Linked DNA regions of Homo sapiens: regions 2 and 3 are each linked to region 1. The links are chromatin loops, found by intact Hi-C in ENCODE. Cell type or tissue: ascending aorta. All regions are shown on one strand.

The links. Hi-C counts contacts between places; a loop is a spot of excess contacts. Peaks named below come from ENCODE experiments on the same cell type or tissue, not always from the same donor. Only the 100,000 strongest peaks of a DNase experiment are listed, where the experiment ranks them.
Region 2: a loop joins it to region 1, with 2.5 times the contacts of the local background. A loop is called at or near these places in 3 of 110 quality-filtered maps.
Region 3: a loop joins it to region 1, with 11 times the contacts of the local background. A loop is called at or near these places in 2 of 110 quality-filtered maps.

Annotation. Positions count from the first base shown.
Region 1 is chr15:70,470,216-70,478,215 of GRCh38, forward strand. No RefSeq gene overlaps it. Among named protein-coding and RNA genes, the nearest start is that of LINC02205, 32 kb to the right of the region's middle. In ascending aorta, no CTCF peak of the experiment used is centred here; a DNase peak (open chromatin) is centred at 4,846; H3K4me3 peaks cover 1,777 bases; H3K27ac peaks cover 2,786 bases.
Region 2 is chr15:69,449,127-69,457,126 of GRCh38, forward strand. It overlaps RPLP1 (ribosomal protein lateral stalk subunit P1), which reads left to right and starts at 3,692. Exons shown (of 4, transcript NM_001003.3): 1 at 3,692-3,894; 2 at 4,521-4,595; 3 at 6,044-6,161; 4 at 6,302-7,079. The coding sequence starts at 3,823. The coding sequence ends at 6,381. It overlaps LINC02896 (long intergenic non-protein coding RNA 2896), which reads right to left. Exons shown (of 3, transcript XR_932420.2): 3 at 6,894-8,000. RefSeq lists enhancers at 3,398-3,447, 3,728-3,977, 4,128-4,237 and a silencer at 3,998-4,047. In ascending aorta, no CTCF peak of the experiment used is centred here; DNase peaks (open chromatin) are centred at 3,635 and 4,325; H3K4me3 peaks cover 4,458 bases; H3K27ac peaks cover 3,770 bases.
Region 3 is chr15:69,790,996-69,798,995 of GRCh38, forward strand. No RefSeq gene overlaps it. Among named protein-coding and RNA genes, the nearest start is that of LINC00593, 40 kb to the right of the region's middle. RefSeq lists enhancers at 3,300-3,802, 7,444-8,000. In ascending aorta, no CTCF peak of the experiment used is centred here; DNase peaks (open chromatin) are centred at 3,216 and 4,246; H3K4me3 peaks cover 1,318 bases; H3K27ac peaks cover 4,148 bases.

The DNA of each region.
Region 1 (8,000 bases):
CTGCCACCCTTCGTAGTCAAGAGATCATGTTGAAAGGGAATCTTTTTAGGGAGGTCTTTCTATAGGAGGCAAGCCTGCGGCTGCAGGAAAACCGTCAGCATTCCTATCTCCTATGTTAAAAGCTGCTAAGTCCACCAGCTGATTCCTCAGCGGTATTAAAATGTGCAATAAGAACTGGCCCAGTGGGTTTTCCTAGCATTGGTATAGAAAACCCCAGGGTTTCCTCTGTGTGTTCCTGCATGTGTCTCCTAGCAGGGTGGCAAGCACCAGCAGTGTGCAGAGTCGGGGTGGACGAGAGTGGCTGAGATTCTTGATGCCAGCTGTGAATCCCATAGAAGTCCCAATACTCAATAGCCAAGCCTGGGGAGACTGGTTTTTATTGTGGTGGCTTTGTTTGTCGGGGCCATGGTACCAGTGCTGGGGCCTTAGGCTGTCAGGCTATGCCCCAAGGGCTTCAGGCAAGATTTCACAGGAGTCTGAGTCAGAAATCCTGTCCTTCCAATGCTTCCCCCTGGCCAGGACACAGATGCCAGGATCGGGCCATCATCTTCTGCTCCTTCTTTGGGGTCCCTGAAACTGGTCAGGGAATCCTCCATTGTGTGAGCGTCTGTGTCTCCTGACCTAGGCCCTGACCCTACTCTTGGATTCCTTCGGGACTGGGATCTACAGGATCCAGGATCAGGCCAGAGGGCATGGGAGAAACCTGAGGCGGAAGTCAGACAGAACTGCACTGTGAGACACACCTCTTCCACTTACTCACTGTGTGGCCCTGGGTGGGTTTCACAACCTCTCTTGGCCTCAGCTCCCTCACCTGTAAAAGGGAGATTCCATTGTTCCCCTTCAGGGATGATGTGTGGGCTGAACAAGGTGATGTCCAGACAGTCCTAAGCACAGCAGTAACTGGCCCCCAGCGGAGCTCAGTAAACTTCGGCTGTAATTATAAGCTGTTATAAGGCACTTGGCAATGGAGTAGATACTCCATAAACAAGCATCATACAAGTGTAAATAATTATTAATTATTATGATGACTAATCATCATTATTATTGATGATAAATGTGAGAAATGCTACCCAAACACCAGCTCCCCCACTCAATCTGTTTGCAGACAGACATCACTCCTCAACCATGCAGAAAAAGTCTGGGACCCAGAAGAAGAGCTGGTTCCAAGCACCCCAACAGGGAGCACTGTCCTCCCTCCAGTCTCCATGCAGCACTGTGCAGGCTGGTGTCACCCAGGCAGGTGACATTCACCCAAATGCATCCCATCTGTCTGTTCAGTCTGCTTATGGCCTGCGTCTTTTCAGCTTGGCTCCTCTGTGTCTAAGTTGTTAAATATTTTGGATATCACCTCAACAAGAAATGTCTTTGTGATTTCTTGAGTCCTGGCTCATGAGCAGCAAGGCTGACCTGAGTGCAGAAAGTGACCTGGGGAAATCCTGGTCAAGCTCCCAGAACTCTGCTTCTTAGATGAAGTCAGATAGACAAGGAGTGAGCTTTGCCGAGCAAGCAAATTTTACCACCATCCTGAAAAATGAATCAAGGCAAGGCCCACAGAGGTACCCAGGGCCTAGCTCAGCACCCAGCAGTGCAGGAGCTCAATAAGTACATGGATGGGTGGATGGGTAAGTGGGTGAATGGATGGGTGGGTGGGAGGATGAAGTATATTAACCATGCCTTTTTTCTGTAGCCCTTGTGCTTTGACATCTGGGGCCTTGCTGACCCTGGAGAGACTGCCGCAGTCTCTATAGATAGTCCAGCCAGTCCTACAGATCGTGAAGGACTTGCCTACGAGTGTGCCTTGCTTATGTGTCTGAGTGCAGTCATGCTGCTATAACAAAATACCACAGACTGGGTAATAGATAAAGAACAGAAATTTATTCCTCACAGTTCTGGAAGCTGGAAGTCCAAGATGAAGATGCTGGTGGGTTCCATGTCTGGCAGGTGAGGACTAGTCTCTGCTTCTAAGATGGTGCCTTAAACACCGTGCTCCAGAGGGGATGATACTGTGTCCTCACACAGCAGAAGGGCAGAAGAGAAAAAGGACAAAAGAACCTAGCTAGTTCCCTCCGGCCCTTTTGTAGGGCACTAATCCCATCCGTGGGGCGGAGCCCCCCTAAAGGCCCCACCTCCTAATATGATTGCATTGGAGATTAAGTTTCAACATAATTTTGGAGAGGATGCAAATGTTCTAACCATAGCAATATGCAAACAGTCCTGAGACTACCCCCGCCCCCCACCTCCTCTACTGGGCTGTCACACTCAGGGCCCCTATGCCCCTTCCCCAGTCACCCCAGGGCCAGGTACCAAACAACTAGGGACTGTGTCCCAGAACCTTACATTATTCAAACTAGCCGATCCTAAACCTGCTTGCCCTGCCCTGCCCATCCATTCCCATAGAAACCACCACAAAAGTTCCTGCCCATGTTTTCCCCTCGCCCCCTGCCTCCTGACTGCCCCTGGTGTTTCCCCACGTGGCCCCGCATGGTGTGGCATGCTCCCTTCTCCTGGAACTGTGAGTAACAAGTTTTCCATGGCATCAGCTCCTGATTTATTGGCCGTGCCATACCTGAATGATAATAAAGCCTACATCTTCAATGTAGAGGGAAGGAGGAAGGGAGGGAGGGAGGGGAAAGGTGGATGGAAGAAAAGAAGGAAGGAAGGGGGTTAGATGGATGGATGGATAAAAGGAAGAAAGCAAGGGAGGATGAAATCAACCTGGGCCTCAAGTTTCCACAGGAATGATCTGACTATAACTTTGCTCCATGGTTGAAAAGAAGCAGCTTTCTCCTACCAAGTTTTGGCTGTGTTTGGGAGAATGTACCTTCACAGTGCCACAGGCCAGCAATCAATACAGCATCTTCTCACTCCCTTTGCAGACAGAAAGACCTGGATCTGAATCCTGGCCCTGCCATTCACTGGCCATGAGACCATGGCCAACTGACTTAACCTGTGTGCGAGACACACACATGTATATGTCTACCTTCCGAGTTCCCTGATGCTAGAACCAGAAGATGCAGGCATAGCATGGTTTCCAGCACAGAGTACGCACTCCCCGACATTCATAATGAGTATTATTATTCGGCTATTCTGCAGTCCCGCACCCCAAGTGCCATCTGTTAGAAAGACTGTGCTATTTGGTCTAAATGTCTTCCTCACCCAGAAGCCCCTATTTGGGGCTCTTGGTCTCTGCCTCACCAAAAGCCATGCTAATCCCTTCCTGGTCCCCAGTCCGGAGTTCAGGGCTCGGCAGGCAAACGCGTGCTCCCTATCCAAAGGACTAGAAGGGCCCTACAACGCACCACATGCCTACATTTCACAGACCTCTCTTCTGGAGTTACGCTGACCCCTCCCCATTGAGAGGCTGCTTGGCTTTCCCTGCTGCTTTTAAAGTGAGAAGGGGGAGGACCTTTACGCTGGAATCGCATTTCAATTTCCCCATCTCCCCTGTACACCATCACTCAGTAAAAATAGCTAATTTTAAAATGGCTGCTCTTATGATGGACGAGATTAATGGATCTTGAAGAGCAGCCAGTATACCAACTGCTCCTGCAGCCATGATGAAAGCTAATAATGTAGAAAATTCTGCCAATTCCTTTAATTCATGAATATTTAAGCCTGTGAAAAATCTGTCAGATTATATCATTTTTTTCTGGTGATTTTCCGCCTAAGTACGTTCATGGCAGCCTGCCAGTTGCTCAAGAAACTTCAGCAGGAGCAAAATCATTTTTGTTGTTGTTGTTACTATGGACGGCCGTCTTCTCCTTGCTGAATTTATCCCCTCATCCCCGGGTGGAGGATCAGGTGCACTCGAGACAGCTAAAGGCAACCACGGTGATTTCCCCCAGCAGGCACAGATTCCTCTCCCAACCCAAAGGCTGGCAGGGGCTTTTGTGAAAGGAGACCATGGTTTTCAAATTGTGTTCCACGGCACCCAAGTCTTCCTCCTTGGGGCCCGGGGGGATCACTGGGAGGGGTTTGGGCTGGACATGCTGCGTGCATGGGGCTGCCGGACCCAACTCCCACTTGCACCAAGCAGTTCTGTTTGGTGCATTGAGATTCCCTGCAAATAAGTGTTGCCCCAACTTAAAACAATTTGAAAGGCATGAGCATGGAAACCACAGCTCTAACCCACCCCTCCCGGCTTGAACAACAAAGGGAGAAACTCAGCCCCCATGATGGTAACTGGTAAGCCCACCTCATGGGAAGCACTAGCAGTGGCACCTGAGCGGCAACCAGGATCCTTAACTGCAAGTGAGCGCTCTCTCCCCATCTCCAGCACACTCTGGGTGACCTCTTGGGCTCTGCCTGTTTGGGGAAGGCAGGAAATGAGGCTCAGATGGGCCACGCTCCCCAGCCACAGTGGAAAGTCCTCTCTGAAGCCAAGATGTTTCCTTGCAAAGACAAGAGAGAGCGAGAGAGAATGAGCATGTTTAGTGACTTGAGAGGGAGGGAGGGGTGGCCAACTTCAGAGATGATTATCATTCAGGGACTTGTTGGCTGGAGGAAGGAGCGAGCTTCTTTTTATAGGAGCTCCAGTTCCTCGTTTTGTTCTCTTCGGGTTATTCTCCAAAGAAAGCCGGCTCTTGAGTCAGCTGGCAGGAGAGCGAGGCGAATGCGCTGGTGCTGGCCGCAATGGCCCCGGTTCAACGCTCGCTCCAGCTGGTCACGTCCTCACCGGGGCGGCCGGCGGCCTGCCTGCCCACGCTCTGCCAGGAGCCCAGGTCAGCCCTTGCCTCGCCGGGGCCGGAGCCCGTCCAAAATCAACAAGTCTTTTGTGCCTCTCCTTTGGACGCTGTATAATTACAGCAAACATGTATTGGCGGTGCACAGCGATTGTGAGGCAATTGTTGAAGGATCTCAAATGCGCTTGGCATTTGGTCTTGGAGAGCAATTCGAGGAACCACAGCTCCAGTTGGCTCATGCTGGCCAGAAAACAAGAGATTTTCAGAAGTCGTGAGTGGTGTGTTGGCACAGCCTCCATGTAGTTCATCAGCTATTTCCTTGATAGTGGGTTGCGTTTTACCACCAAGCCAACTGACTGACTCATGAGTCAGGGACTTAAAAAATAAATAAATAAGGGAGGCCATCGGTGCCCGCTGAGCAAAACACGTCAGGCTGCCGACAAAATGGGCCCCTGCTGCTTTCCGGGTGGTTTCATTTTTCCTCTTTTTGTCTTTTTGTTTGAAAACTATGAAAGTGAAACTGCACACCTCCCCCCTCAAGCTATTCTGTTCCCATGGGCAGCCAGAGGAGATGGGTGGGTGACGGGGTCTCCCAGCAACACCATCTCTCGGCAAATTCACATTCCCATCAACCAGGCTTGAATGAGGTGTCTAGTGTGTGCCCGGCTTTCAGAGGGCCTCTGTGGAGGGAGATGATGTTCATTGAGCTGATATTAATTGAACACATGACATGGCCGAGGGCACTCACCCAGGTGTGGCTTGCTTTAGCCTATCGAGAGCTTAATAAGGGCAACAGCTTTAGCCTCAATTTATAGACGAGGAAACGAAGGCTTCTGAGGCTAAGATTCATAGGTCACACACTTAGTAAGTGGCAAAACTGGGGTTGGAACCCAGATCTGTCTGATTCCAGTACTCCTCCTACCAATATTCATGTCATTCCAAGGCTCACTTTTCCATAAATATCCAATGTTTTCAGTGCAGTGAGTTCCTTGAGCTTACAGGGGTGATTCAGACTGACATGGTCCTTGCCCCTCCAAGGCTGACATTTAAGCTGGGAAGACAGAGTCAAGGATGAAGTAGACAATTGATCCTTTCATTGCAATTGTGGTTCTTGCCCTCAAGGAAAAGGACAGAGTGGTTACAGCACAGGGCAGGGAACTTGGCCTGGCCTCACAGGCCTAAGAAATTTGAGGGATGATAGGAATTCAGTGGATAAAGCATTCCTGGAAGTGGGAACCACTGGTGCAAAGACCCCTGGGTGAGAAGAAGGGTGTGGTGTTGTGGGGGAGCTGACAGGAGGTCAGGGAGCCTGGAGTGCCCAGGGTGAGGGAGCCATGTGGGTGGAGAACCTGGCCTGGGCCCTGAAGGCCAAGGAAATGACTGCAGGGGTTTATCCCAACAGCAAGGGGCAGCCATTGATGGGGTCTAAGCAGTGCCATGATCAGATCTGCATTTGTAAAAGGACCCCCCAAAGGACCCCCTTGGTTGCTTTTATGAACAATAGACTAGAGTGACAGGAGTAGGTGTGGGGAAGGTCACTGAGAGACTAGTGATACTAGTGGCTCATGGTCTAGGGTCTAGTTCAAGACACACGCTGCTGAGCACAGCCAGGCCTTCTCTCCCCATCCACCTCATCTCCCCTCAAAGGTGCTCCCAAGGGTCCACCCGCTAACCAAGGTCATCTCATAATTGGGGAATAATCTTACAAATGCAGAAACAACGCCCAAAGAGCAGAGTGACTAGGCTGTGGCCTCACAGCCAGTGAAGGACCCCTATTCCTTGCACCTCTCAGTCCTGTGCCCCAGCCCCTCATCAGCACCTCTGCTGTGCCGGGAAGGGCTCCAGTGCATGCACCCAGCTCCCACTGAGGCCAGGGTTGTGGCGGCTGCAGAAGCCATGTCCCCTTTCTCTCCTCCCTCCTGGCTTCACACTGTTGGAAGCCATTCTTCTAGGCAGTCCCTTGTGGACCCTTCAAGTTGGCTTTTGAAATGGCTTAGCCAGATTTCTTCAGAGTTGAAAAGTGACTCCTTTCACATCTTCCTGCCTTTGCACCTGCAGTTTCTTCTCCAAGCAGTGTTTTTACTGTCTTACCCATCTGGTGACTTAGTGTGAAGTGGAGATCCAGGGTCCAGCGAGAGCTCAGGGATCCTTCCCCCAACTCCCACCCCAACCCCACTCCACCTCACCCTTTACTCTTGCCCAGGATGAGTCAGTCACAAGGGACAAATTTCACATTTTGTAGGGTGCAGGTTTCAAGGAGAACAGAGGTCACAGGACTATAAATGGGTCTCTTTTCTTTTTCCTCCCTGGCAAGACTATCTTTGGATCAGTCAATGCCTGATTGGCATGCTCTCCCCTCCCTTCCCATTCCCTCCCTTCTCTTTTTCTCCTCCCTCTCCTATCCTCTCTTCCCCCCTCCCCATTCCCTCCCCATAGCAGCTGGACCCAAGACCCTCTTTTCAGGACTAGGAGGCCGCAGGCTAGCCAGGGCAGTAGGCTTGGGGCAAATGCCTTCTCCTGCCCTCTGTCTTGTCCTCCCTTTGCTGCTCCCACTCCCTTAGAGGCCAGAGCCAGACTGAGATTTTGTCCCCATGTGGGTTAGGGGGAAGGGGCTCCTAGAGCTGTTCACTGCTGGGTGCCAAGCTTCTACCTCTCTAACGTGTCACTTTGGCTGTTCTGTACCATTGCTATGAGGAGCCGTCAGGGAACTCCTGGGGAAGGGCAGCATCCAGGGTCCCTGGAGCTTTTGACCTAACACCATCCTCAGAGCATCCCAATCTTGCTGCAATTTCTAATCCCCATTTTGCAGGAGGCTCAGAGGGGCTAAGGAACTCTCTTCCTGCTAAGTGGAAATGAGCACGTGAAGCTGAGCCTGTTCTATTGCTTCCCGGATCATGGAGGAGGAGGAAGAGATGGAGGAGGAGGAGATGGAGGAGGAGGAGATGGAGGAGGAGGAGGGAGAAGAGAAGAAGGACACAAGGCTCTGTCCCTATCAGCCATCTGGTGCCCAGAGTAGGGCTGTGCCCCTCAGAGCACATGAGCCCTGCAGAAAACTGGGACATGGAAACGAGCCTCCCCGCCCAGCACCCCACTCCCAAGAGCCCACATGGCAGGGCAGGGCCTGGAGACTGGAGGGCGAGCCCCTGAGACCCCAAAGAACATCGACCAGTCCCAGGAGGGCTGCTGAACCCTGTTCAGGCTCCCCGGCCAAAATACCACTGAGGGCATCAGCTTGATGAGGTGCAGCGACTGGGATTTGATTACTCTGGCCCTGCCTCAGGCTTTTCCCACTCTTTCCTGTGGCTCCAGACAGGAGTA
Region 2 (8,000 bases), 1.0 Mb before region 1:
CCAACTCAAAAGTTAAGGGAGAAGACAAAATGCACTAGTCACTCACAGTATAGTAGTAAACAATGTCATATATGTGTGTGTGTGTGTGTTTTTGAGGGGAGGGATGGATTTTCACTCTTGCCCAGGCTTGAGTGCAATGGCGCAATCTCGGCTCACCGCAACCTCCGCCTCCTGGGTTCAAGCGATTCTCCTGCCTCAGCCTCCCCAGTAGCTGGGATTAAAAGCATGAGCCACCAGGCCCAGCTAATTTTGTATTTTTAGTAGAGACGGGGTTTCTCCATGTTGGTCAGGCTGGTCTTGAACTCCTCAGGTGATCCGCCCTCCTCAGCTTCCCAAAGTACTGGGATTACAGGCGTGAGCCACTGCACCTGGCCTATATGTGTGTTTTTAGAACGCTTCAGGACACTAAAGGTTAAATTGCTATTGCAGTAGATACAGAATTTATTTCTTGATTTTCTTCTTAAAGTTTTTTTTTTAGAAACAGGGTCTTGCTCTGTTGCCCAGGCTGAAATGCAGTGGTGCAATCATGGCTCACTATAACCTCAAACTCCTGGATTCATGTGATCCTCCTGCCTCAGCCTCCCAAGAAGCTGGGACTACAGGTGCTCACCACCATGCCCAGCTAATTAAATTTTTAAAAATATTTTTGTAGAGCTGGTGTCTTGCTATGTTGCCTAGGCTGGCTTTTTTCTTTCTTTTTTGAGATGGGGTCTCATTCTGTCACCCAAAATGGAGTGCAATGACATGATCACAGCTCACTGTAGTCTCAACCTCCCAGGCTCAAGCAATCCTCTCACCTCAGCCTCTTGAGTAGCTGCAACTACAGGCAAATGCCAGCACACCTGGCTAATTTTTTATTTTTTGTAGAGATGGGGCCTTGCTCTGTGGCCTTGTCTGGTCTCAAACTCCTGGCCTCAAGCAATCCTCCCGACTTGGCCTCCCAAAGTGCTAGAATTACAGGCATGAGCCACAGCACCCAGCCTGCTTTTTAAATTATTATTTAAAATAATAGAGACAGCCCGGGCATGGTGGCTCACAACTGTAATCCCAGTACTTTGAGAGGCTGAAACAGGATGGCTTGAGGTCAGGAGTTCAAGACCAGCCTGAGCAACATGGTGAAATCCCATCCCTACAAAAAGTTTAAAAATTAGCCAGGTGTGGTGGCACGCACCTGTAGTCCCACCTACTGGGGAGGCTGAGGTGGGAGGATTGCCTGAGCCTGGGAGGCAGTGGTTGCAGGGAGGCAGTGGTTGCAGTGAGTTGTGATGGCACCACTGTGCCCCAGCCTGGGCAATGGAGTGAGACCCTGTCTCAAAAACAAACAAACAAAAAATTAATAGAGACTGGGTCTCACTATGTTGCCCCAGGCTGGTCTTGAACTCCTGGGCTCAAGCGATCCTCCCGCCTTGGCCTCCCAAAAGTGTTTGGATTACAGGCATGAGCCACCATGACCTGCCCCAGCCCACTTAAAAAAAAAAAATTTAGCCGGGCACAGTGGTTCACCCCTGTAATCCCAGCACTTTGGGAGGCCAAGGTGGGTGAATCACCTGAGGTTAGGAGTTCGAGACCAGCCTGGCCAACATGGTGAAACCCTGTTTCTACTAAAAATACAAAAAATTAGCTGGGCATGGTGGCACACGCCTATAATCTCAGTTACTCTGGAGGCTGTGGCAGGAGAATCGCTTGAACCTGGGAGGTGGAAGTTGCAGTGAGCCGAGATCGTGCCATTGCACTCCAGCCTGGGGAACAAGAGTGAAACTCCGTCTCAGAAAAAAAAAATTTTTTTTAATGGCTTATTGCATAGTATTTTCAAAATATTAATAGGAAATTTTTACTACGATAGGAGAATATGGGGCAGTGGAATTTGTCTGAAGTAACTGTTGAATCCACTAAGTCCTTCATCAACACAAAAGGAAATGCATGAGTACTGATGTTTTGCTTAACTACTTCTCTTGAATAGCTGTGGTTAGTGCTTACTGTTTGATACCCTGTAAAAAGTATTATCTATAATATATAGATGGAGAAGAAGATTATTTCCTCAATGACCACAAAGTGCCACTTGTCAACCAGATCAGTTTTGTTTTTTTGAGAGGGAGTTTTGCTCTTGTTGCCCAAGCCGGAGTGCAATGGCACAATCTCAGCGCAATGCAACCTCCGCCTCCTGGGTTCAAGCGATTCTCCTGCTTCAGCCGCCCTAGTAGCTGGGATTACAGGTGCCCGCCACCACGCCCAGCTAAATTTTTTGTATTTTTAATAGAGACAAGGTTTCACTATGTTGGCCAGGCTGGTCTCGAACTGCTGACCTCAGGCTATCCACCCGCCTCAGCCTCCCAAAGGGTTGGGATTGCAGGCGTGAGCCACCGCACCCGGCAGATCAGTTTTTTATGTACACTGCTGGACAAACAGTATTTTGGACTGACTCATTGTAGCTTTGGAAATGTTTGGATTTTTTAATAGCTTTAACCTTTCTTGACCAAAATTCCACTATAATGGCTGCTTAGATTTGGATGAAAACTCAACAGCTTTATTTTTTAAAAGTTTGATAGCTTTATAAATGCTTTTTTAAAAAATTCCGGATGTGAAAATATTTATGTTTGTAGTTAAGATTGACCCAAGTGGGACTCTAGATCGGTGGATTCCAACAGAAATGTTTCTTCAGAGATGATTATTAAATAATGGGATGGACTAAACAAAGAAGGTGCCCCCCCCCCACCAAAAAAAAAGATATATATACATAGAACTAACTTTCCGGTAAACTAAGCAAATTCCACGAGGAATGCAAAGATGACCATTTTTGAAGGTAGGAATTTAAATTGGGTTTAGATAACAAATAACGGGTTGTAGACAGCTTACCCATAATCCCTCCTTCCCCCAAGCACTAGGCAGTGAAGTTAGACTTCTGGATTCCACCTCCACGCTCACCGCGCGGCACTATGCAATCTTCGGTTAGTTACCAGGTCTAAGTTAGGCTTCTGGATTCCAACTCCACGCTCCACCGCGCGGAACTATGCAATCTTGAGTTAGCTACCGGGTCTAAGTTAGGCTTCTAGATTCCAAATCCACGCTCCACTGCGCGGTAACTACATAATCTTGGGCTAGTTTACCAGCTCTAAGACTTAATTTTGCCATATGCAAGATGGAGATAACATCCAACTCCTGGTGTGTGAGGATTACGTGAATCCTTGCAGAATGTGGCTCAGTGCCTGGGACATAGTAAGCGCTCTACGGCTTCTGCTAGCATAACGCTGTTAGTTTCTCTCATCCTCCTACATCTACCTATCTCAACCAAGGTCCTGCGCTAAGCAGGGGCCTCCAAGCTGGGACGCAGCCCTTACTCTCAGGGTCAGCGCCGGCTGGGAAGGCCGCGACCTAACCAGGAGATTACGAACAATGTCACCAGGGCCACAGCGGAGCTCCTGCCAAGTCAAGCAACTCATGGAACCAACGGAGGCGAAGTCCGAATACCTAGGCAACCCTAACCTAAAAGTGTTTTTAACGTTCTCAGGTCCTATAATTTACCCAAATAAAGTGGGACCGTATTTGCAGGCGCTGAGAAACTTTCTCAACAGTAAGAACCAATCAGGCGCAGTGCGCAGGCGCCTTCAGTGGGTCCTGGGTCCGCCTCTTCCGCCCGGTGCGGGCGCCGATTGGTCCGCGTGGACACATAAGAGGCTGCGTATAGGCGCGAGAGCCCCTTTCCTCAGCTGCCGCCAAGGTGCTCGGTCCTTCCGAGGAAGCTAAGGCTGCGTTGGGGTGAGGCCCTCACTTCATCCGGCGACTAGCACCGCGTCCGGCAGCGCCAGCCCTACACTCGCCCGCGCCATGGCCTCTGTCTCCGAGCTCGCCTGCATCTACTCGGCCCTCATTCTGCACGACGATGAGGTGACAGTCACGGTGAGTGCGGGCGCGGGCCGGCGGCCGGGCTGCCTGTGGGCGGTGACTTTCGGCTCTCCATGCGGTTCCCGGCTCCAGGCCGTTCGACTGAGCACTTCCGGCCGGGGCCAGGCCGCGAACACAGGCCGCATAGGGCGGGCGCTCCTCGGGGCTGGGGCCTCTCTCCGGGCAGGTCCTGGGCCCCCGGGACCACGTGCGGGCCCAGCGGGCATGGAGTGCGCTTGAGGCTGGGCGCTCCGGCTCCAAGAGCCTTCGTGTAGAAAAGCTCTTCCGCAGTGCTTGGGCACCCTGACCCGTGCCTCGTCTCTCTCAGGGACACTTACTCGGACCTCTTTCGGTGTAATTGCCTTGAATTCCCCCGGTCGTGGAGGAAGGCGCCCGAGCTCGGCTCCACCTCCCAGGTCTTGTAACTTAAAAATAGCCGCGTGACTCAGGCAAGTCCCAGCCCGTGAAACAGCAGTGATGGGCTCGCCTCATTGCAGGGCGCCTGGCACACATCTCTTTTGCTTGTGATAGAATATTTGAGCTGGTTAAACATGTTATGTACACTTATTGAGTGACGTGCAGCATTTTGGAGATATTACATACGCTACGTTTTGATGGATTGACGTTTTTATTTGTTGTAGGAGGATAAGATCAATGCCCTCATTAAAGCAGCCGGTGTAAATGTTGAGCCTTTTTGGCCTGGCTTGTTTGCAAAGGTAAGGTGATGGTGGCAAAGTGATTGTGGTAAGGCCTGCTGATTTACGAGGGCAGTTGTACATGCTAAAGTACCCCCAGCGGTGCCATAACGCCCCACATGCCGCTGGATCTCCTAGGTGTTTTTCGTTGCATGTATATCTCTAGGAGCTAATAAGATTTCAGCTTGTCAAGTCTTACGTTTCCTTATCAGACTCTGGTTTCCCTTTTGCTCTGAAACCATGGTTAAAAAAAATGTGAATCAGGTCATTTATTCCCAAAAAGGGTCACTCGGGAGATAGGTACTACGCATGTTAAGTTGCAAGCAAATTCTTTTTCTTTTTCTTTTTTTTTTCTTGAGACGGAGTCACCCAGGCTGGAGTGCAGTGGTGCGATCTCAGCTCACTGCAAGCTCCGCCTCCCGGGTTCACGCCATTATCCTGCCTCAGCCTCCCGAGCAGCTGGGACTACAGGCGTGCGCCACCATGCCTGGCTAATTTTTGTGTGTGTGTTTAGTAGTGACGGGGTTTCACCATGTTAGCCAGGATGGTCTCGATCTCCTGACCTCGTGATCCCCCCGCCTCTGCCTCCCAAAGTGCTGAGATTACAGGCTTGAGCCACCGCTCCCGGCCCGCAAGCAAATTCTTTCAGTAAATTCTTGCATTAAACCTATGGTTTGATGGACATTTGGGTTTAGCGGACTTCATTGACACAGTAGGTACTGTGTGTTGGGATATAAAAGACTAATAAAGAGGTTCCTGGTCATGGAGCTTGCACTGGCTATTTTCCATTGTACAGGTTACTTAATCTCTGTCAAGTGAAGCTAATAGCATCTAACTCCAGGGTTGTGACCTCTAAAGAGTTTTGAAAGATTGAAAACATTGTACCTATGTCATATTTAACAAGCCCCTTTTGAAGTCCTATATTTGTTTAGTAGACTGAAAATTTGAATTCACTGTTAAGAGGAGACATGGAACTGTGGAAAGAATATTCATTTGAGTGTTTCAGGAAGTTTGGATTTTTTTTTTACCAACATATTATTTGTAAAAGGAGGGAAATCAGCTGCCTCAGGAGGTTCTTAACATATAGGAATGTAATTATCAGATTCAAAGCTGAACAGTAGTGCGTTGCCCTGTAACCTAAGTCTTGGCTGTTAGCAAAGAAAAGCCAGTGTCTGGGGTATTGGTTCCAGGACCTTCCACTAATAACAAAATCCCAGGATGTTCCATCTCTTATATAAATGTATTTGCATATAACCTATGCACATCCTCCTGTATACTTTAGAAGTCTACATGTTTGGTACACATGCTTATTTTTCCACTGTTGAATCCATGGATGTGGAACTCACTGTATATAGTGTTAGGGGTTGATCACTGTAACCTGGAATGGGGGATACTTTTCGTTTTTGGCTGCGTGAGTGCTTAACAAGGACAGAACTGGGCGTTTACCTATGCATGCACATGTATTGCAGGCCCTGGCCAACGTCAACATTGGGAGCCTCATCTGCAATGTAGGGGCCGGTGGACCTGCTCCAGCAGCTGGTGCTGCACCAGCAGGAGGTCCTGCCCCCTCCACTGCTGCTGCTCCAGGTAGGAAACATGGAGTTTTTAGTATTGGGAGGAGTGTAGAGATTTTTTAAAAAATAGTATTATAGACAAAATTGCCATTAATTTTTCACAAGTATATGAAGTATGGAAATCCTAACACCTGATTGACTTTTTTTTTCTAGCTGAGGAGAAGAAAGTGGAAGCAAAGAAAGAAGAATCCGAGGAGTCTGATGATGACATGGGCTTTGGTCTTTTTGACTAAACCTCTTTTATAACATGTTCAATAAAAAGCTGAACTTTACTGCTGTTGGTCTTGTCCATAGTTTTGGAATGTGCTCTGCAAAAATGGTCTGTTTTGTAATGTTGGCTTTCAGCCTATTCTGCCATGACACAGGCTGGATTTTCCCTGCCACCATTGCCGGATGTGAGATTTAGACAATCCTGATGCTAACAAGAAGGCACCTCATGGTACAGTGTTGAAAACTGCACTGGGGTGGCAGGAGGAAGGATCAGAGCAGATGCTTTGTCCAGGTTACCTGTGTAAACTTGATGATTATAAGGTGTGTCCCCTACACTGGGGGTGGAGGGTAATACAGACCAGCTTTAGAAAGCCTCCTGGGTATTTACCCTATACAACCCTGCCTAAGAACGAACTTTGACGTATGCTGAATGTTGACTGCTACATCCCAAGGTTGTAAAAAAACAAGACTTAGCTATGTAATGTCTCACCAAATGTTTGGGAGTTTTATGGTAACACTGAAGGAGTGCAGAAAGTTTACTTAATAGTTTATTAAGGTCTCCAGTTACACAAAGTGGAAAAAAAAAAAGATTCAAACCTGTGTTCCAAAAACTAAGAGCTTTTTTTGTTTGCCAATTAATAATACCATGAATGGAATTTTCAACTTTTCAGGCTTGGATTTATATAATAAACCGTGGGTATTGTGTGTTCAGAGCAGCTAATGACATGCCAGGCACATGAATGAGTCTTATCCTTACCTCCATTAGCATTTAGTAGATGAAGACATTCAGTGATGAAAAGCGTGACTTCTAGCCGGGACTCCTCGTGTCAATGTGAAAAAGACCATTTGTGTAAGTTACTACAACTACTTGGGGAAAATGGCAGTTCTACTTTGAGGCATTACTCAAGAGAAACTACATGTGGACATAGGATACATGCCTGGGAATGTTCAAAGCAACACTTGGGGCTTCTCATAAGCTCAAAAAAGACATTAAATATATGCATCTGCTAAGAGTAATAAATACCAAAGACGGGATAGTGAACAATTTAGGACCTTGAGCAAGGTGGAGTTGACAATGGGTAGGAGTATGTAGGTGTCAGTATTAGAGTTTTATGTTTTAAGTTTTTTGAGAGGGGTTCTTTTGCTGTGGCCCAGGCTGGAGTGCAGTGGTGCAGCCATGGCTTACTGCAGCTTCAAACTCCCAGGCTCAAATCGGTCATCCCACCTCAGCCACCCTCAAGTAGCTGGGACTACAGGCATGCCACCATGCCTGGCTAATTTTTTGTAGGAAAACCTCAATCTCCTGGTGTTAAGTGATCTGCACGCCTTGACCTCCCGAAGTGCTGGGAGATTGCAAGTATGAGCCACCATGCCTGGCTAGTTTTGTGTTTTTAATACATGGCTTGAGCATCCCTTACCCAAAACCCAAAACGTAAACGTGACACGCAAAGGAAATGCTCATTGGAACGTTTTGGATTTTCAGGTAAGGAATGCCCAACCTGTATATTAAAACCATAGGCCAGGCATGGTGGTTCATGCCTGCGATTCCTGCACTTTGGGAGGCTGAGGCAGGAGGATTGCTTAAACCTATCCCAGCCTCTACAAGAAATTTTGTTTTAAATTAGTGCAGTGTGGTGGCATG
Region 3 (8,000 bases), 680 kb before region 1:
CACCAGCCTTGGCTGGCTTTATGTCCCCATTGGTTTCTTTTGGTCTCAATTGAGTGTTATGCACCATGAACGGTGGTGACACAGGTCTGTGACCTGGCCCTGCCCTGCAGTGGTACACAGCACTGTTTGGGAGAATATACCTGCAGCAGAGACACCAAACCAAGCAAGAACAAGTGAAGGTCATATAAAGCAACTCTGTAACTATCTTTTCATGGTGTTCAGCACACTCTATACTGGGGCCAATAAAGTTAAATCAAACAGAATTCAGTGCATCAAGATTTGGTATAGGCAATAGGTTCTGGGCTGGGTGGTGTGGCATGGAAGGGCAGATATCATGGGTTTTAAAGAGCAGTTAGAAGTAGTTATGCAAAGAGAAGTAGTTCAGCTGCTGTAACTGAAAGGCCAAAACAACAATGTCTTAAACACAACAGAAGTGTATTGCTCCCCCGATAACAGTATTAATTTAAGCAGTCCAGGGCTCCTACGGCAGTTTCATGGTTTTGGAGACCCAGGCCCCATCCACCTTGTTGCTCTGCCATTCTCAATCAACAACCTTCACCATACGGTTCAAAACGGCTGCTCTAGAGCCTGCCATCTCATCACTATTCTAACCTACAGGAAGAGGAAAAGTAGAAATTGAAGAAAAGTCATTCCCATTCAGGACAGGCTGACCCAGAACTGGTACGTGTGACTTCCAAACATATCTCATTGATAGAACTTCTTCTTGCAGCCACTTCTACCTCCACAAGGAGTCTGGGAAATGCAGTCTTAAGTTCTATCACTGAGGGGCATGCATGGGGAGAGTGCATTATCAGGGGTAACCAGCCAACTTTGCCACAGGGAGGAGCCAATCCCAGGCATCCAGAAGACTGGAATGAACTTGGCTTGGGCATGTGGGGATGAGGATCTGAGTCTGCAAGGAACTCGTATAGGGCATCTCAGAGGAAAACCCTAATGGAGAAGTGGTGGACTCAGGGTCTTAATTACTAGGCAGGGCTCCAGAGATGATAAGGGGACCTTGCTGAGCATGGAAGTGAACTCACAGAATTCTGCGCCTGAGCTTTGGTTTATAAATAGACCTGCTTCTGGTAGGTTGAAGTCTTTAAAATTGTACTCTCTTCTAAATTAGCCTGGGGGAGAGAGGTCAACAGGGGTTTGCAGCTTTAAAAAACCTTGTTAGTCCTTTTGCAACTCAGAGAGTTCTTTGGTCAAAGAAAGAGTTACTTGTCCATTGATCTTTTTTGTAAATCCCACATCTGGTACACCTTTTTGGGTACAAGATTATACACCTGTGTGATGACTTTTACTGCTGGGAAGGATCTGCTGGGGATATTTGTTATCTCATTTTATCCTTACATCAATGTTATGAGATCAGCGTATGATCCCTGTTTGAAAGACACAGAAACTGAGGCTTAGGGATTTGTCCAAGGTCACCCAACCCCTTTTGCAGTGAAGCTAAGCCTTTTGTCTCTTTCCACTGCAACTCTCAAGAAGCAATTGGCTATCTGTGGCAACATGTCCAAAAATATGGAACGGTAGAACACTAGACCTTCACATGGACCTATGAGAGAAAGAAACAAATCTGTGGTCAAATAAGACTGGGAAATGAGGCATGTTTATCTAACTCCTCTCGGAGATTCACAGAGCACAGGAGAATACTGATGGTTCTGATGAATCCTGCAGGCTTTAAGTCATTGTTGGTTTAAATCATTGTTTAAATGTCTCTCTCTGACAAGGTTCCTCCAGCTGAAAAGGGTAAGAGGTTGACGGCTAGGTGACTCCAGGTAAAGTCTTGGATTGTCTGACCAAGTTGCTTATCATCTCTGTTGGGGTTTTGGGGAAAGGATAAACAGCATTTTGGTACTTCTCCCACTTAGTTCAGAACAAATTGGGAGATTGCTGGAGGGGTCATTCAGATGAAGATCAAAATATCAGCACCTCTGACACGTGCTACTCAGACAGGGATGCTCGGGTCCCTGGGAGGATGGACTCAGCACATCTTCTGAGTCAGCTTGGCTTAGCCTTTTCCTCCCTGACGCAGAGCCAACAGGCTGATTGCAGGCCCACCCTCAGAGGCTGGGCCCAGGGCACCTCTCAGCAGGCAAGCAGATCCCCTGGGGGAAACTCAGAGCGGCAGAACTCCTTCACCCAAACTCACCATTCAGGTAAGTTGCTGCTTCTCCCAACATGCTCCCACCCCTGGTTTCCTTACTTGGCACATAGAATTAATGAAACCCATTCTTTCTGTCTACAAAGGTTGTTAGCGGGGTGCCACAAAAGGCAATGGGGAAATACACTGAAAAATATAAACTGTTAAATTACTTTATTCAGGTATCAGTTCTCATACTCTTCTTATAAGGCTGATAGTTATGTTAAATGATTGATTCATTGATTCATTCATTCATTCAACGAAGATCTCATTTGTGAAGCACAACCTAGGTGCTGGTAGACAAAGAACAGCACTTCTGCTCAAGGAGAAAGAAAACGTTGAACTCCTATAGCCCAAGCTCCTGTCTGCAGACGAGGAAGCAAAGTTCAAAACAATCAGGGCCTCCCCCGGCGGCTGGGTTGGCTGGGGCGACAGAGCCACCACTCACCCCCAACTATGTCATGCTCCGTCCCACCTCTGTGCCTTTGCTCACTCTGCCTGACACCTCAAAGGCCCTCTCCACGTCTCTCCCTCCACCCAAATTCTGCCTATTCTTAGAGACTAGCTCCAGACCCGTTTCCCTGATGAGCCATTATATATTTTGGTCCCCCTTTGCTCGGAACTCACTGAGCCCTTACTATCTGCTGTGCTCATCTTAGCACTTGATTTTCTCCAATGGTTTTATGGGGCTATGTGTCATCTCCTCACTTACTGCCCTCTGCCCTGTCTTGGGTGCAGGAGGGGTCAGGGAGGGCTGTTTGCTGATGGCCTGCTGATGGATTTAGCCAGCCAGGGAAGGTGGCAGGCTGACGAGGATCTCATTTTCCCCTCTCGCTGACATGTTCCTAATTCGGCCTTATGAGATTTTTCTGAGATGTCAGCTGTGCTGTTTGGAGCTGGGCTGCAAAAGGCAGTATGTCCAGTGGCAAGGGGAATGGCACGTGGGAAGGGCTTGGCAGAGGGCAGGGGTGTCTGCCGCCTTTCCCAGCCTCCAGCAGGGTCTCGGAATGTTCTGGCCCACTTTGGAGTCTTAAAAGGACATGTTGGGATAAAAAAAACACTTACAGAGATTTTTGGAATGTGGGCCACAGAGAGAACATAATAGAAGGCCAAGGCTAAGGTCCTCCAAGGAGAATCACACGAGACCTGAGGGGGCCTGGGGCCGGGTGCGTGAGGACACATTCTCATGGGATGCCATCTCATAATGAGTGCCAACAGGACAGCTGGCCCCAAAGTGGCATTCCCCAGAAATGACTGCACTGCACTGGGTTTTGTCTCTGTGGCCTGTGACAGACCACTACCCTGTGCCTCAGTTTTCTTGTCTGTAAAAAGGGACAATTGGACTTCATCAGAGGCCACACATTAGTCTCAGGTGCTTTCTTTTTAAATTTGAATTCTTTCTATATTTAAAATGGGAATGTTTTACATTATCATTGTATTTTCTGGCTGTTCTTAAAAAAAAAAAACAAAAACGAATGTCCAGAAATCCTGCGCCTGCTCAGCAATCATCTGTGTGGCAGTCATCCCCCAAGTCCTGGCTTTCCTTTCCCTTGATGTGACCTTGTGTTCCCCTTGGGCATTCAGGCTTGTCCCCAACCCTTGCCCTGGCCACACACTTCCTGGGGTTCCTTCCAGCGTGGGCATCTGTGGTTAGGAGTGGACAGTGGGACGGGAGCTCACTGGGACAAGCAGTGCCTAAGGGCCCGGGCCCTAGGTGCTTAGCACGGCGCCTTCACTACCCACTGAGTGACCCTGGGGAGCCACCTCCCCCGTGCTTTCATTTTCCTCATCTATTAAAAGAGGGAGGTGGTTGAAACCATCAATAAGATCCTTTCAAGCTCTCACTTTTGATTCAGGCAAAAATGCCATTTGCCTGAATGAAATGGAACTGTGATTTCAATGCTGTGGAATGTGGCCGTCCCAGCCCTTGAAAACTTCATGACAGAGAGTGAGAGAGAGAGGAAGGAAAAGAAGGAAAGGGGACCCTAGCTAGTAGTGAGGTCTGAGCAAGTATGTGGCTCAGGCCGACCTGCTGAGACTGCTGGTGGGGTTGAAAGAAGCAACCCAGTCTCCTGGAATTCCTTCCAGGTCAAGGTCTTGGAATGCCTCCAACCCCACCCTTTCCAGAAGCCCAGGGCTCTAGGTTAAAGCTGAGGGTGTACAAATCAAACATTCACAGGGGTGGAGGCACAGCCAAATTTTTGGTGTACTCCGTGCCAATGGAGACTTCCTAATAAGTAGCCAGACTGAGGGAGAGTGTTTGGTCATCACGTGAGCAGGAGGGGCCTGCCCTGGGTGTCAGGAGACTCTGCGGTCACTCCAGCTCTTTCCTAATTGCTATTATTTTATTTATTTGGACTTCAATATTATTGACACCTCAATATTATAAAATAAATATTATTTTATTTATTTGGACCTTATTTATTTCTCATTTGTCAAACGAGCTTGAAGCAAACAAGTAATCGAGTCAACCTGTTCTATCTGACTCCTAAGAGGAAAAACAGGAGAGAACAGAAGCCAAATTCTTGGAAAGAAATGAATGTCCCACCAGGTGGCTTGTGGCGTTTCTTGGGAGAGTCCTCTCTGTGGTTTCTGTATCACATTTTCTCCGGGACAGTCTCACTGGCTCAGTACCATTGGGGGCCTGCCTGGTTCAGCCCCAGCAGACAGAGGGCTCCTTACTAAGCCTTCCAATCAGAGGGGCGCCCGCAAGCAGACAGAGACCTGAAGAAATACACACCACTCAGGGACTCAGCACAACCCACACACTGCTAGCTCTGTGGTCTCCTTAACCTGTACAGCATCCTCCCTGCCTCGGGTACTGAAGAAGGTGGGCAAGATGTCCCCTAGCTGCTGGGGAGGACCCCCAGAATCTTGACAGGCCTTGGGAATAGAGCCCTCTTCTGCAGGCAGTCCTTGGGAAGCTGGACACAGTGAGCTACAGAAGAAGTTTAAAGATCTGTTAGAGGCACAGATGTATCTAAATTCACAGGCAGTACTGTGAAGAGGCCTAGAAGGATGCTGGATTTAGGGGCCTGGCTTTGAAGTCCTGTCCTGATGACAGGGTACTGGTGGCCCATGATTTCATTTTCCTGAAGCCCCAGTTTCTGTACCTGTGTAATGGGGAAACACGCCTGCTGGCCCCCGCACAGCATCGTTGTGAGAAGAGATGGAAGAAGGTAGCTTTCAGGCTGGTTGGATAACTGCTGCCAATGGGAGCATGGAGTTGAGCAGCTGAACTTTTTTTTTTTTTTTTTTCAGACGGTGCCTGTCAGTCTCATTCTTGTTGCCCAGGCTGGAGTGCAATGGTGCAATATCGGCTCACCACAACCTCCGCCTCCCAGGTTTAAGCGATTCTCCTGCCTCAGCCTCCCGAGTAGCTAGGATTACAGGCATGTGCCACCACGCCCAGCTAATTTTTTTTTTTTTTTTTTTTTTTTAGTTGAGATGGGGTTTCTCCAGGTTGGTCAGGCTGGTCTCAAACTCCCGACCTCAGGTGATCAGCCCGCCTCGGCCTCCCAAAGTGCTGGGATTACAGGCGTGAGCCACTGCGTGCCCGGCAGCAGATGAACTTTCAATCGGAGCAATGGTATGATGGAAATGCCTGGGTAGAAAGGGGCTGAGAATGGGGGAGGGAAAGAGAATTGGCTGGATGGAGCCCCTGCCCCATCTCTGTCCCAAGGAGGCTATCAGTAGGGGAAGTAAGAGCCAGGGCTCTGGGCTCTGGAACCAGGCTGGCCTAAGTTTACATCCAAGGTCCCGAGAAGCTACGTGGCCCCAGGCAAGCTGTTGTACCTCTTTCAGCTTTTATTGCCTCTCTGTAAAATGGGGACAATATTCAGACCTCACAGAGTAGTTTGCAAGCTTAACGTGAAAAGGGATAACATATATAAAATGTCTAGTGCAGAGTCAGCACATCATACATGTAGCTGCTGGTATTTTCAACAACGTTTTGCTGTGGCTCACTTCTTCCAAGCAGGTAGTTCTAGGCAGCCCCCAGCCTGAGGATGGGTCCTGGCCCACAGGGAGGATGTGAAATGCTTCCTGGCTGAGGCAAGAATGACTTCAGCATCGGGTTCTGCCCGTGGCTGGAGCTCTGTGCTGCTGCCCTGATGGCTTCCTTGGTGTTGGGGTATCTGTCCTGCCTTGACCCCTGGCCCTGGCATCCCTCATTCCTGACCTAACCTATTCCTTCTTGACTCCTGGGCCTTGCCTCAACCATCCCCTTTTCAGCCTGCCTTGGTGGTGAGTGAGAGGAACTTGGGATCCAAGGCCCTCAATACCCTAGCCTTGAAGGAATCCGTGGAGGCTTACCGGTCTGTATGAAGCCAGTCTAGGGCTCCCCGAGGTGGTGCCTGTCCTATATCCCCTAATTTCCACCCTACAGGCAGAAATGAACTCACAGCTGATTTCTTCCCACCTGAAATTGCTCCTGCAGGCAACCCTAACAGGATCACTTTGAATCCCTGTGAGCTGCTCCTATAGCATCATGACCAAGGGCACAGGTCAGCTCTGAAGCCAGACTGCCTGAGTTTAAAATCCCAAGCCCATGACAATCTAGCTGTGTAACCTTAGGTCAGTGATGAAATTTTTGTGCATCTCATTTTCCCCACCTATAAAGATTTACCACATAGAATTCTCATGTGAATTAAATGAGATAATACAGTTCTTGGCACATAGTACATGCTCAATATATTCATCGTTATTTTCACTCCATTCCTCTGCAAATATCCACCTTAGATTTATGTCCAAATCCCTTCCCACCATCCCATGTTGGTGCTTCTTGGAGGGCGTGGTGCTCCCATGAACTCTCAGTCCTTAGGCCTGAATTTGAAATGTCTGGAGACTGACCTGGAGAGAAAACGAAGGGTCTGAATAATTGAATGGGAGGGATCCACGAAGGCCAGAGAGTGCGCTGGGGCAGCTTGTCTCCTTCTCAACTGCATTCACTCACCTGGATTGAGAAAGCAGAGATGCTGCCAGCTTGGGTAGAATAAGACCTCATCCTAAGGTCCCTCCCTTTGGATACACCACTCTTTCTCTCTGCAAGAAAAGAGAGAGAAAAAAGGTGAATTAAGCACACATCTGAGCCAGGTATGAGCAAGAGGCTGTTTCCGGGACCCCTTCTCCCTCTGACAAGCATCTAAGTTTCTGAGTAAGGAATTGCCCCAAAGACCCCTTTCATGTGCTTAATCCCCTTCCTAACTCAGACCCCGTGTAACCAGAGATACATGTTCATGCATCACCTCTGTCCTCAAGTTTATATCAGTGGCTGCTTCTATCTGGTGAGAAGGTAGAGGGGAGGGGTGGCCTTCTTGTGAGGCTCCATGCCTCACAAGTGCGGCAGTGTGGAGAGGCTGAGCAGGCTCGGCAGGCCAGCAGCACCCTGGGATGGCAGGCCTGGCAGGGCTGGTGCCATGGCAGCTGGCTTCAGGCCCACATCTCCAGTGAAGGCCTCAGAAAGCTTCTGAGCCCACATGAGGTGACTGGACTGGCTGCAAGGAGCTGTGTGAGTAGGAATTGGCCAGGAAAAGTGAACCCCCATTGGGCAAATTCTGGTCCCAGGCCTGGCTGGATCTTGCTGTGGGTGAAAACTGACTCTCTGAGTCTGGGCTGCAGAGAGAGAAAGAGAGATCAGTGAGATGGAGCTTCCCCAAAGGCGTGCATGGCTTCATCACAGCAAATCCTCAGGACGCCCAGGGAGCGCTCACTTCCCTACAGCCTTGTTGACACAGAACATGACATCCTCCTTCTCTTCCTCCCTTTTCATCTTTGCCAAGGCCATATCATTGTTGTTTTACTTTGCGCTTGTTTGGTTTTTCCTGCAGTTGTAAGTATTTTTTCCAGGTTT